2 separate regions of the Homo sapiens genome follow, and region 2 is linked to region 1. Evidence: read pairs that join two places in POLR2A ChIA-PET (ENCODE). Cell type or tissue: PC-3. All regions are shown on one strand. Each heading gives the region's core, and the rest is flanking DNA. Links, peaks and the distances in the headings are about the cores only.

The links. ChIA-PET counts read pairs that join two places held together with the same protein. Peaks named below come from ENCODE experiments on the same cell type or tissue, not always from the same donor. Only the 100,000 strongest peaks of a DNase experiment are listed, where the experiment ranks them.
Region 2: POLR2A ChIA-PET joins it to region 1 with 5 read pairs; 5 of 35 experiments call an interaction of 5 or more read pairs at or near these places.

What each region holds. Positions count from the first base shown.
Region 1 is chr5:62,571,386-62,574,311 of GRCh38, reverse strand. All of the region lies in intron 27 of IPO11 (importin 11), which reads right to left. Among named protein-coding and RNA genes, the nearest start is that of IPO11-LRRC70, 5.9 kb to the left of the region's middle. In PC-3, for the core only: no CTCF peak of the experiment used is centred there; no DNase peak of the experiment used is centred there.
Region 2 is chr5:62,487,140-62,490,065 of GRCh38, reverse strand. IPO11 (importin 11) reads right to left here. Exons shown (of 30, transcript NM_016338.5): 13 at 2,205-2,295; 14 at 717-764. Among named protein-coding and RNA genes, the nearest start is that of IPO11, 76 kb to the right of the region's middle. In PC-3, for the core only: no CTCF peak of the experiment used is centred there; a DNase peak (open chromatin) is centred at 1,375; H3K27ac peaks cover 387 bases.

The DNA of each region.
Region 1 (2,926 bases), core at 279-2,778:
CACCAGAAGAAGAGAGGAGGGAGTAATTAGCCTAACAGATGATTTAATAAGGCTATGAGAGAGCTAAGCCTCTTCCAATAACTATAATAACCTTTGTGAAATTATTTTCTTGCCTCAACAGACAATATTATAAAATGGATGAAGTTACATGAATGAAGACTGTATTGAATATAGAAACTAGCATATGGAGTTAAAAGCACAGATTTGGGAGTCACTGTTTGTATTTTGAGGATAATACTTATATAACAAATAGCTATAGTTAGAAAGAAGTCCTACAATAAAATGGGATGCCTTAAGGACCAGGGACTTTTTATTAGCCAAGTATCCAAACAGAAGTTGAATGAACATCCCCATCAGAGATGTTACAGAAGGAAAGTTTATTACCAAATAAGGATTAACCTAAATAACCCCTAAGGGAACTCTCAATGTTAAGCCACCAGTGCTGAAGACCACCCAATACGGCTGAGAGGTATATGTACAATACTGCAGGGGCATCAAGGCTCCACACAATACTATCTATGTCAGGCATGAGACTAGTCAAATTGACCACTGTGTGAAAAATAACTCCAGAATCATGCCTATTTTTGTAATTGGAATATGGTTAACTGCTTCTTGGCACCCAAATTGCTAACCTTTTCACAGCTGGCCTTTGAAACATCTTATAGCTTGGATTTGACAGAACTTCTACCATTTAATCTCCATTATTTTGACCCGCCAAAGAAGCATCAGCAGTTCTTTCTCACTACAATAACCACTGCTCATAATTCATCCATCAGCTCACAGATCACACATATTTCTACTATGTAGTATAATATAGCTACTCAGTAATTCAGAAAAATTCCCTATATAAAATCTAACTCACAACTTTAAAAAGGAGTATACAGTCAGAAAGGTTAGTGAAGCAGAGAAATTAGGATAAACAGAATATAGGATTAACTCCTTTTGCTACTGCTGGATCAGATCTATTTATTGATAGAGTGCTTCTATGACTCAGAGAGTGTTCTCAACATTCTTCAAGTATTATCTCTTTTTAATCCTCACAGGAGCCCTATAAAGTAGGGTACTATGATTACCCTCATACAATGGATAAAAAAATGAGACAGAGAAATTAAGAGTAAAGCTTTAAAGTAGCCGGGCGTGGTGGCAGGTACCTGTAGTCCCAGCTACAAGCCGGGAGGCAGAGCTTGCAGTGAGCCGAGATCATGCTACTGCACTCCAGCCTGGGCGACAGTGTGAAACTCCATCTCAAAAAAAACAGTAAAGCTTTACACCCCAAGAAGATACTACCACATTTCCATATATAAAATTTTGTTCGTATATAATTTACGATAGGAGGTTTTTCGTAACAAACGGAACTTGAGAAAATGAAACAAAAAATGAACAATGTGCAGTGACCAAACTTCATAACTAACTATGAAAGAATGTGAAAGGCCTGGCACAGTGGCTCCCACCTGCAATCCCAGCATATTGGGAGGCCCAGGCAGGCGGACTGCTTGAGTGCAGGAGTTCAAGACCAGCCTGAGCAACATGGCGAAATCCCATCTCTACTAAAAACACAAAAAACTAGCCGGGTGTGGTAGCGCAATCCTGTAGTCCCAGCTACTTGGGAGGCTGAGGTGTGAGAATCACCTAAGCTTGGGAGGTCAAGGCTGCAGTGAGCCAAGATCATGCCATTGCACTCCAGCCTGGGCAACCAGAGTAAGACCCTGCCTCAAAGCCTCAAAAATAAATAAATAAATAAATAAATAAATAAATAAATAAATAAACAAACAAATATACATATACACAATGATTGTGTACTATAAAATCAAGATATTATAGTTTAAAGGTATTGTGTCCTGTGAATAAGCTAGCATTTTAGAGTTGTAAACACCAAATAATACTTCCAATGTATTTTCTATGTCATCTCTTCCGGATAAGTATCTATAATGCAGTGGAGAGTCTCAATAAATACTTTCTTAATAAATGCACTTGATTTCTAGAGAAAGGACAGAAGAATGATATGTTGTCCCTTTTATGAACAACTTAAATAAAAACGAGATATGTGGTTTTAAGTGGTTGGAAGAAGTACCTTACTTTAATAATGAAATATCTAGGAATATGATCTCATTTTCTAATCAGACTAACAAAAATGACTCAGAAATAGTAAAACCAGATTGTGGAATAGAAAAATTAGGCAAAAGAGCATTACTTGAGGTACTCAATAGCCTGGCAGAGAAGACATTAAGAGTAAGATAGACTGGACTTGAATTTCAGTTTGGTACTTGACTTTGGGTGGGTAATTAGCCTTTATTAGTCTTGATTACACATTTAAAAGGTTTAATAAGGCCGGGTGCAGTGGCTCATACCTGTAATCCCAGCACTCTGGGAGGCCGAGGTGGGTGGATCACCTGAGGTCAGGAGTTGAAGACCAGCCTGGCCAACATGGTGAAACCCTATCTCTACTAAAAATACAAAAATGAGCTGGGCGTGGTGGTGTGCGCCTGTGATCCCAGCTAATGGGGAGGCTGGGGCAGGAGAATAACTTGAACCCGGGAGGCGGAGGTTGCAGTGAGCTGAGATTGTGCCACTGTACTCCAGCCTGGGCGACAGAGCAAGGCTGTCTCAAAAAAAAAAAAAAAAAGTTTAATAATGTCCATCCCCATAGGGATATTGGAAGAATCAACTGAAATGTATATGAAAAATGTATTGTCAAAAGGCTATCACAAATTATGTGTTCTATTAGTTATTATTTACTTCTTGTTATCAGTTTCTTCACACATAAACTCTTTCAAAAGAAAGAGATGTACCTACTGAATAAGCTGGTATCATCACACAGTTGGTCAAATTGATTTAACAGTAGAAACAATGATTTACTGAGTGGTCATATTCATTAAGCATTTTAGAAGGCATCATATATACATTCTCCAATTTATCATAATAAGCC
Region 2 (2,926 bases), core at 144-2,643, 84 kb after region 1:
TGCAAATGAGTGTATGAAACATATGTTAATTAAAGGAAACACACAATATGCTAATCAGGGAAATTATTTAAGTAGAAATAATTTAAGTAGAAGAAATAATTTATTTTAGAAACACTATTTTACTTCATGTTTTTCCTAAATATTCCTTACTACTTTCAAACAGATAATTCAATTCATTCTAAAATATTTAAGTCCAACTATAAAAATTATAAAATAATGCCTGCTTCTAAAATGGATGTAATATTTTATGATCTGGTCCCTACTTAACTCTCTCCAGCCTCAACTCAACCTTTAACCCCAATGTTCCAGTTAAACCAAAATAGTCACAATTCAAATTCTAACTGTGCTTCCTCCTCTTTCCTTCAAGTCTTTGTACTTATTGCTCCATCTCCCTGGAATGCAACACCCTCTTTCCATCACCACCTCCTCACACGTGTAACTCCTACTTATCCTTGTGTTCTTCCATTACACTTCTTTGGGAATCTTTCCTTAGACACACCAAACTATCTGGTGATCATCACCTACTTTAGCATTAACTATCCTGTATAGTATTATTATAATACATTATCTGTTTACTTGGTTATCTCCCCAATCAGATTGTTCCTGTATTTTAGTTACTCTTGTATCTCAACACCCTCAGCACAAAATCTACCACAAAACAGACTCTCCATCTACTGAATAAATAAATGCTTCTAAATCACTTAAGTTTAACATACCAGCATCTTTGATTAACAGTGCATTCATATCTTCCACATTTGTGGGTCCTAAAAAATATATATATAAATAGGTATCAGTAAAAGCAAATAAAACTAGTTTTTTAAAAAATTTATATTTAAACACAATTTGTTAGTTTCCCAATTCAATTAAGTATAACACATTTCATGGTGTCAAAAATGGACACAAGTACAAAGGGAAAGTCTAAGTTTTATGATTATCATTAGAGAACACAGGATTAAAAACCATTATAGCATATTTGAAAAATGTTATGACAAGCAATATTCTAGAAAATATACACCACAAAATGCTAATGTGCTATATACCACAAAATTATTTTTTTTGAGACAAGGTCTTGCTTTGTCACCCAGGCTGGAGTACAGTGGAGTGAGGTTTTCTCAGTTCACTGCAGCCTCATCCTCCTGCGCTCAAATGATCCTCCAACCTCAGCCTTCTGAATAGCTAGGACTACAGGTACTAACCACCAGGCCCAGCTAATTTTCCTAATTTTTGTAGCGACAGGTTTTTGCCATGTTGTCCAGGCTGGTCTGGGACTCCTGGGCTCAAGTGATCTGCCCACCTCAGCCTCCCAAAGTGCTGGAATTACAGGCGTGAGTCACCATGCCTGGCCAACACTCATTCTGACAACATGCTCTTCTCTAGGATACACCACTACACCTGGCATTTTTACAAGGCTTTTATTTACTCATATCCCTATAGGTGAAAATCTCAGGTTCTGTCCTTAAGATCCTCTTTTCTTTTCCCAAGGCTCCTTACATACATGCACTCCGAAAGTATATCTCTATCTCCTACCACTTCTAATGAGGTAACTGTTTCCTTGTCATTAAGGCTCAAAAGTTTAGGATCATCTTTGATCACTTTTCCTTGCCTAGCACATTCAATCGGTTGCTAAAAGTCAATCAAGTAACAATAGTTACTGAATATGCCCAGCACTGGGAATAAAATATAAACAAAACAGACGTGATCAATGCCCCTAGGACTTACAGTCTAGCAGAAAAGACAGAAATCATAAATCAATGTTAGTTAATAGGCAGATAATTAGTTACTTGTGTACAAAGTGTAATGACCAAGTGTCAAAAATTTACATCATCATTTTCTCTCAAATCCATAATCAATTATTTCCATTCCCACTGCCACCATTCTAAGAGAGGCTAACACTATTTTAACCTTTTCTCACTATTTCTCACAACACGCTCCAGATAGACTTTCTGCAAGCAGTATGACTACTGTTTTGCTTTTGCTTCTATTGTATTTACTACAGGAAAATTTATCATCGTCCAAACTATAATTCAAGGCCTATCTCAAATGCCACCCCCTTGGAAGATAATAAGTTTTAAAATTGTTTTTCTCAAATTCATATTTATTATATGACCCAGGAAACAGTACAGTATGCATTGTAGGCACTCAGACTATTTCTTAACTAAACGTTAAAGAGATTAACTCAAAGTTAATCACAAAATATGCCTTACCTTGAAGTGTTTGCATCATTTCTAGAAGTACAGGAGTAAGAGTCTGATTATATTCATGGAATATATCTATAAATAATACTTCAGTGCATGGCTGGAGAGGGAAAAATACAAATTTCTCATCAAAACAGTTGCATACTATATTGACTAATTCTTTAATAAAGCAAATACTTAATCTTAAAATTCTAAAACTTTGAAAATGTTTCCAACTTTTGATTTGTTAAAAAAAAAAAGTAAGGTTACCATTTTTTTATAACCAACACAAAGGAAAACAAAATCGAATTATAATTAATAAAAGAAAGTTGATTTCATTTCAATTATTTGTCATTACGCATTCAAAAACTTAAAACTATGGCAAGCAAAGTGTACATTTTAAATTAATCATACCTTAAATTTAAAAAGCATTCTGTAGCCACTCATTTATAGCTCAGTACTATAAATGGCTGACTACCCAAGATTCTTTTTTTTTTGAGACACAGTCTCACTCTGTCACCAGGCTGGAGTGCAGTGGTGTGATTTCGGCTCACTGCAACCTCCACCTCCCAGGTTCAAGCGATTCCCCTGCTTCAGCCTCCCGAGTAGCTATTATGTATTTTCTTAGCAATGATATAATAAGCAAAAACAGGAACTCCAATTTGCCAAATAAAGTAGCCTTTCTCTTAACAAACACAAGCGGTAACAGAAATTAGCATTAGCTACATTTAAAAAAATGATTTGTTTGGTTC